Linked DNA regions of Mus musculus: region 2 is linked to region 1. Evidence: chromatin contacts called from ENCODE Hi-C or POLR2A ChIA-PET data. All regions are on one chromosome and are shown on one strand. The core of a region is the stretch at or near the end of the contact, and the rest is flanking DNA. Distances in the headings are between cores, read along the strand shown. Region 1 overlaps Srl (sarcalumenin). Region 2 holds the start of Srl (sarcalumenin).

Evidence for each region. Hi-C counts contacts between places; a loop is a spot of excess contacts on that map. ChIA-PET counts read pairs that join two places held with the same protein, here RNA polymerase II (POLR2A).
Region 2: a loop to region 1 is called in a map of heart, with 2.1 times the contacts of the local background. The contact joins the promoter of Srl here to the enhancer-like site in region 1. A Hi-C loop is called at or near these places in 6 of 37 maps with a recorded cell type or tissue (CH12.LX, Patski, T-helper 17 cell and 3 more). POLR2A ChIA-PET finds 5 or more read pairs at or near these places in 4 of 5 experiments (Patski and embryonic stem cell).

The regions. Positions count from the first base shown.
Region 1 is chr16:4,487,632-4,491,627 of GRCm38, forward strand. All of the region lies in intron 4 of Srl (sarcalumenin), which reads right to left. Among named protein-coding and RNA genes, the nearest start is that of Srl, 33 kb to the right of the region's middle. Within about 2 kb of position 1,645, at least 1 of the 3 ENCODE cell types and tissues checked has a DNase peak (open chromatin) inside an H3K27ac peak, as active enhancers do; it is heart, where a contact is called at or near this core.
Region 2 is chr16:4,520,742-4,524,737 of GRCm38, forward strand. It overlaps Srl (sarcalumenin), which reads right to left and starts at 2,325. Exons shown (of 7, transcript NM_175347.6): 1 at 2,252-2,325. The coding sequence starts at 2,312.

The DNA of each region.
Region 1 (3,996 bases), core at 395-2,894:
TGACCTAACATCAGTTCTTACTTGACAGGCACAGCACTGTTCTCCAAAGCACTCTGCATCCCCCTGTCCCCCCACTGTCATCCAGAGCTTGTGGGGTTCTGTGTGGATCAAACTGTGTCAGGGGCTTTATAAGAGCATTCACTCCAAAGACACCAGGAGCCATTGTTTTGACCTTTTCCAGATCTTTGGCCTGCACCAGAAGGAGGAGTTGGCTGGATTGCAGGCTTGGTGCTCACGCTGGGAACAGTCTCCTGGCTTAATCTAGAGAATGTCTCACAAAAAGGACAAAACTTCTGCATTTCGAAGATTGAAGTTTGCTACCTGAATCAACAGTAAGAAAGGACATGGGAGAAGCATAGACAAGGTTGAGCCATCCGAGCTCCAGGCTCTGCCCATCTGCAGCTTGCAGCTCTCCTTATCTCTTCACTGGGGCTCTTCACATCCTCCCCTCAAGCTCAGATTAGTCTTAGTCCATGACAAGTCTTCCAGGGTCTGAAACCAAACACTGAAAACTGGGAATCCTTAGATTCTTGGTCCCTGAGGCCAAGGTCCTCTAAGACACCCTGCTAGGAATCACACCCTGCCAAGGCTACTGGAGAGGGGTATGAGAGAGAGAAGCAGAATTCTCTAGTGTCTTCAAAAGAAAGATGGTGGTTTAGGAGGGTGCTCACTAGCAGAGCATTTACATAGTATGTGCGAGGCCCTGGGTTCAGTCCCCACTACTGCAAAAATAGAAAACAAAACCAAATCTGGGCAAAGAAGCAGGTAGAGGCTGTAGACAGAGATGCTGTTTCTTATTGCTGCTTTCTGGTCCTCTAACTTCTTTTCTGAACTAGCTGCACTGAGCACCTGTGCTCTCCAGACTTTTGTCTTCCTGAGCCTGCAGACAGACCTCAAAATACAGTCTTCTTTCTTAAACTTTTTTTAAATTTATTTCTTATAATTTTGTATACTGTCCTGACTCAAAAGTCTGAAGTACAAAAAGCCCCAGTCTGTCTAGGCCACAATACACTCTCTATTAGGTAACTAATGCTGGGCCAGTTGGGGTGGGTTTTTTTTTTTTTTTTCTATTTTCTTTTGAGAGGACGTTATATTTCCCAGGATGTTCTCAAAGTCCTGGGCTCAAGAATCAAGTGATTCTCTTGCCTCAGCCTCCAGGGTAGCTGGGCCTATCTATATTTGTGTACCACTACCCTGGACACTAATGCTAATTTCTGGCATTTTTCAGCTGCCTTACTGTGTATACACTGTGTTGTATACCAGTGTTGTACATTCATTTTTGTATAGCATGAATCCCTTCTGCACCTGGCTTTTGGATATACTGGTTTTGTTCCTTTGGGAGTAAAGCAAAGTCCTAAAAGATGATGGCTTCTGTATGGTGAGCACAAGTCGTGGGCTGGCCCTTCCCTCTTGTGTGTAAGCACACATGAGAGGCACTCAGCCTGGGAACACGGCGATTAGGCATCTCAAGAGAGTTATGCCAGTTATGGATTTTTCCAAAAAGCCAGCGCTGGTTATGTGAGACAGAGCTTCGAGTGTTGCTGTTCCAATTCTGCACAGCAGGGGGCATTGTGGGCATATGTGGGAGACCAGCAATAAGCTTGAAGGATAGGGGGCATGCAGGAAGCTGGCAGGACATTAGGACAGAGAAGCCAAGTCCAGAAAGGGAAGCCAGAAGAGAGCCAATTGGCCTTTGCTGAGAGCCAATCCAGGGGCAGCTGGCAGCCTCTTGGCCACTGAGGCTTTAAGTTTGGAGTTTCCCTGGGAGGGTCATGCCACTCTTGGTGTCAGAGTAGGGAGACAAGTACAGAGGACAGAAGAAAGCCAGCCACTGTTCTGTGACCTCACACCAGGCCTGCACGCGCTCGAAGAAGCAGGAGCGGCGGGCGGCGGGCTCTTAGGCCTGTAAGAATGGTATAGGAACCGACAGCACAGGGCATTCATCCCCTGGGGAAAGGAATGGGGCCGGGGTCCTGACAGTGGCCAGGGCAACCAGCACTGCCTGGCATTAGATTCCTGTTCTGTAGAGTAGGAACAAATGTGCCCTCAGATACACAGCTACTCAATAGGCATTAGGCTAATATGGAAATTGCCAGGTAACACAGGAAGAGATTTGTCATGTGATTTACAATTAAAACAAGGGCTGGGGTTATAGCTCTGTAGTAGAGCACTTGCCTAGGATGCTCAGGGCCCTGGGTTCCATCCCCAGAACTGAAAAGAAAAAAATAACAATTATGAAAGCTTTAAACCAGGAGTTAGAGTAGCTGTGGATATAGCTCAGTGGCAGGGCACCTGCTTAGCATATCTAAAGTCTGGGGTTGTGTCCCCAGCACTGAAAAATGAGTCACACTTTTAAAGATGGCAAACCATGGTGGAACAAGAATTCTCTGGTATGTTCTTGTGAATACAGATTGGAGTATTTCAAGGCAATTTTCTAACAATGATTAAAATACTTAATTCTAGTGTTCTATAATAATTTTTAAACATGTATTTGTGGGGCCGGGGTATGCCAGAAGATAAATTACGGGAGTTGGTTCTCTTTTCTTACCATACAGGTCCAGGGATTGAATTAAGGCTGTCTGGGCTGCAGGTACATTTGCCTACTATGCCATCTTGTCAACCCCTTTGCTGTACTATTTTAAGGACAAACAAGCAAGCAAAACATGTCTTACAAATATCTGTACACAAAATATATGAATTATGCTAGTGTTTGGAATGGTTTAATTTCATTTTGTTTAGATAGCATCCCACTCTAAAGCCTATGGTGGCCTGAAATTCATTCTGTAGCCCAGGCTGGCTCTAAATCCTTAGTCATTCTATTGCCTCAGCCTTACAAGTGCTGAGACTACAGGCATAGCCAGCATGCCCAGCTTTGGAACATATGTATGTATGTATGTATGTATGTATGTATGTATTGGGGGTGCACAGCTTGGTGTGTGTATCGAGGCCAGAAGGGCCTTGTGGGGCCTGATTCTCTCCCACCGTGTGGCGTTCAGGAACTGAACTCACGCTTAGATGCAAGTGCTTCTACTTGCTGAGCCCCCTCGCTAGCCCTACTCGTTTGTTTGTTGTCGTTTTCAAGATAAGGTTTCTCTGTGTAGCCCTGGCCGTCCTGGAAGTCACTCTGTGGACCAGGATGGCCTTGAACTCACAGAGATCCACCTGCCTCTGCCTCCTGAGTGCTGGGATTAAAGGTGTGTGCTATCACACCTAGCTTTTCTGCCCCCTCCCCCAAAACCAAAACATTTGTTTTTTTTTTTTTTCTTTTTGAGCTCTGGCTGCCATCGTCTCACTATGTAGAGCAGGCTGGCTTCAAACTCACAGATATTTGCCTTTATATTTTAAAATTTAGAAAGTGTACAGCACCTATTGTGCCTCAGAAATTAGATTCTGGTTGTATAGAACGTGGTGTATTCTTAGAAGACAGGCAAGAAGCTTCAATAAAGAATAATGGTGAGTCATGCATGCATGCACATACATCTATATGTATACACACACATGTACATACATATACATATGCACACTTGGTATAATATGATCCCATGTATGTAAGAAGAAAGAGACATTCCTATATTCATAGATATAGAAGAAATGTCTAGAAGAATCTATTACATCCTATAGTTTTGAGCCCTCAAACAAACTGTGGGTGTCTCTGGGAGTGGAACTGGATAAATTGGAGATTAAGAAACAAATTGTGTGTGGGAGGGGGCAACATGGTGTGATGGTGTATTTTGGGGACAGGGCCTTGCCATGTAGTAGCCCAGAACTCACTGTGTAGCCTAATCTGTCCGCACAGTTACAACTCTCCTGCCTGTGCCTCCCAAAATCTAGGATTACAGCTCTACACCGTCATGCCAGGCTTTATTATTCAATTTATATTTTTATATTATTTGAATACAGTTGAAACAAGTATGTTTTTTGTTTTTTGTTTTTGGTTTTGGTTTTTTTTCGAGACAGGGTTTCTCTGTATAGCCCTGACTGTCCTAGAACTCACTG
Region 2 (3,996 bases), core at 1,075-3,574, 34 kb after region 1:
TTCTTACGGTGGAATGGGGGGTCAAAGGATCTGAAGCAACAGTCTCAGAAACGTCCTGGGCGGCCTTGTCCACGCCCCCCTTTCACATGCATCCACAGTCCTCTGCCAGGCAGGCAGGGGAGGGACACGGTTCCCAGAGGAGTGCTAACAGCACTGGGACTTGTGCTTCTGTCCCTGACTGGGAAGGTCCTTTCACTTCACCAAGTTTTTCTTTCCTTCACTATCCAATAAAAACATTCATTAAATCATCTCTGGAGTTCTTGATGAGACCTCTCTTCCAGGTCCTTAGACCAGGGAGAGAACTCGGGTAATTATAAAGAACTCGGGGTAGCTGGACGAGGGAAGGGACCAGAGGTGTCTGGTGACAGGAGCCTATGGCTGCTCCCAAGTTCTGGTGTAGGTACTTGTGACTAATGCCTAGGGAAACAGGGATGCTGGGTGTCCTAATGAGAAGAGGCAATTGGGACCTCAGAGTCAACCACCCAGTCTAGAGGAACCATAGAAGCAATGTGGGAAAGATAAGATAGGATGTGTTCCAGGGTTCCTATCTTTGAAAGTGAGGGTAGAGCTAGAGAAGACATTGGCTTCTTCTAGCCCAGGGAGATAAATGACGACCGGAGGAAAAATGGAGACAGGAGTTCAGCTACAAGGTAGTGACCTTTAGCCAGGATGGCAAGTTCTGGGGGAAATTCAACCACTAGCAAAGACTGCTGTTCTAGGGGTATGGGGAAAGCATCAGGTGTCTTGTAACCTCCCACTGAGTTGAAGCAGCAGCCACCTCGGGGTACACAATCTACAACTGGGCAGAGTAGTGGTAACTGAAGTAGAACAAGCAGGCAGGGGGATTTGAGACAGGCAAGAGCAAGCTCACACTCCTGGGTACAAAAAGAAACAGCCTAGAAAAACTTTGATATGAATCACATGCCTCTTTCCCATAGCAAGAGCTCTGAACATAGCCTTCAGAATAGTCTAGAAATCCTGTCCCCTTTATACAAAGAAAGAAAAAAAATTTAAATGTCCCTAAAAGGACAGAAATTCCTGGGGCTTTGCTGTGTGGTAGCTTCAAGGTGGCAGCTGGGGCTGGAGCAGCAGAGGAGGGGCTGGGAAGAGGAGAGGGTGGCAGTGGCTTCGGGCTCAGGATCCAATTACAGGACTGTTTCCATACTTAGCCACCTGACAGCCGCTTGGAATACTCACCACTCTAGCCACCACAGCCCCATGGAGACCAAATTAACTCAAGGGCAGACAAGGGCAGGGCCCAACAGCAAGCCCAATGGCCCAGAGCACCCAGCCTTACCTCTCACACCCCCAAAGAATGGCTTTTGTTCCTCATATGCCTATCCTCTCACTGGACTGCACCTCTGTCACTCCAGTCCCTGAGACAGAACCTTAAAGGTCTAAAACAAGGACCCAGAAATCTCACAAAGATGAAGTACCAGCATAAAAGACAGACCAGGGTGTCCTAGATCCCTAGGGGGAATCTTAGAGCACCTCCCCTAAGAATCCCCAAGGGGAAGCCAGTCTTGGGAGTCTTAAGAACAAGAGAGGTGGCAAAATGATCGGTGTCCCCTCCGCAGACTATAAATAACCCCCATGCTGCAACCCAAGCCACCACCTCTGCCACACAAAATGTTGAGATGCCAAAGGAGAGCCATGGTGTGCAGAGCTGAGCCCCCTTCTGGAGGAAAGACCCTGCCCCTCGGAAGGCTCTCCTCCATTCCCCTCCACATTCTGTCCAGTTGCTTCCAACACAGTCACCAGTTCTCAGCTTTCCATTCAGTTCTACCCTATCCCAGTTCCAACTCTGTCCCACTGTTCATAAAATGATTCTCAGCTTTGTCTGCAGTGTCCCACTCTGTCCATGGACATGCAGACCTAAGTCACTAGCTAAAACAAAGTCTCTGTCCTATCTCCCACCAAGATGGTAACTCAGACAACCTCCAGCTCCAAGAGTATGTATTTTTATCCATCTCAGAGATTCCTCTATGCCTGACTCCGGAGGGTCCTCTCTCCAGCATGTTTCTCTCTGAACCTGGTCTAGACCTCAGAACCATTTGCTCTGATTTCTTCTTAGAACCCCTCACTGGCTCCCACTTCTCTCTAGCACCTCATCCTCTGTGTCCCGGGCCCCTGAGAGAAGGGCAGTTATACGAGCTAGATGCAAAGTTCTGCCATCAGCCCAGCCCCCCACTCGGATAAAAACTTGGGCACATTAGGGGCCCAATGGAAGCCATTTGTGCAGGGGGCGTACCTGCTTGTCCTGAAAGCAGCAGGGAGGCCAGGAAACAGCAGAGCAGGAGCAGCGCCTTCATGGTGACTGCCAAGAGAGCCCAGCTGCTCCTCGCCTCTATTTATATGGTGGGTGCAAGCAGGCACGGCAGGAGGTGGAGGGCGGGGGAGAAGGGTCACACAGTCACTAGGGCAACTGGGCAAACACGATGGGAAAGAAGCCCAGACCCCCAAGGGCTACTGTGGGTGTTGTCCTAGGCTCCAAGCAGAGAAGCAGAGCCCAGTAGTGGCCTCTCCCAACATGCCCAGGGTTATTTAGTTCAGGGTAGGGGAGAAGGGGCTAAAGATGGCCCTTGGGCTAAGGTCCAGGAGTTAGGAACTTGAGTCTTCCTAGAATATTTGCTACCTTGACCTAAAGTCTCAGATAGGTCAAGGACCTGGAAATGCCTACAAATGAAGGACTATAGGCCAAATGGAAACCAATCCTAGTTGATAGTCCCTGATCTGCAATCTAGCAAATAGGAAAACCCACGACATCTGACCTTTGAGGTCGACGACTACGAGCTTGTCCTTCCAGGGCCTCTGTACAGAGAATGCTGAGCAGAGGGAAAAAGGGGACTCAGAGAATCGCCTGAATGACATGATGTCAGTTGGAGGTGGAGAGGCAGGTCCATTTCCAGTGGGCAGGGCCTCCTGAATGTTCAGTCACCTCTACAAAGTGCTTTTTGATGCATTCTTCCTCTGGGCTTGTGGTAGCCCTGAGAGCCAGCTATAGGACAGCAGATGTCGGCTTGTCTGGCTAGGGGATAGTGTCACCAGGAAGGGAGGAGGCAGCAACTGGCCACGGAGTAAATGAACTAAAAGCAAACTGGGCACCTGTTCTGTGCTGGGAACTTTACAGTTCTCAAAGCTTGGTTTTATGGTACTGGAAATTAAACACAGGGCTTAGGCCAGAACACTCTGCCACAAAATCATGTCCCTAGCCCATGTGCTTCCCATACTTAGTGCAGCTTTATTGATATACAATCAACAAAAAATATGCTACATAGGGTTTCTTGTTTTTGTTTTTCTTGAGTCAGGGTTTCTCTGTGCAGCCTGGCTGTCCTGGAGCTCACTCTGTACACCAGGCTGGCCTCGACTCAAGGATTCTCCTGCCTCTGCCTCCTGAGTGCTGGGACCAAAGGTGTGTGCCACCATGCCTTGTACACCACACCTATCTAAAGGGTACAAACTGGTAAAATTTAACCAATGTCTGCAATCTCTTATATACCAGCACAATCAAGAAAATGAGCAGATCCCTCCGCTACAGTCTGGCAACCTTTAATCTGCTTGCTGTCGATACACGTTAGTCTGCATTTCCCAGCTATCAGTGGCCTTTATCTGCTTCCTTTCACTCAGCACAATTATTTTCAGATTTATTCATTCTATCAATAGCCTATCCTTTTTCTTTTTTCTTTTTTTTTCTTTTGGTTTTGCTTTTGGCTTTTTGAGACAGAGTTTCTCTGTATAGCCCTGGCTGTCCTAGAACTCACTTTGTAGACCAGGCTGGCCTCAAACTCAGAAATCCGCCTGCCTCTACCTCTAGAGTGCTGGGATTAAAGGTGTGTACCACCACGCCTGGCTGCCTATCCCTTTTTTTTCCCCCAATTTTCTTCATTTACATTTCAAATGCTATCCCGAAAGCCCCCCCATACCCTCCCCCCCCCACTCTCCTACCCACCCACTCCCACTTCTTGGCCCTGGCATTCCCCTGTACTGAGGCATATA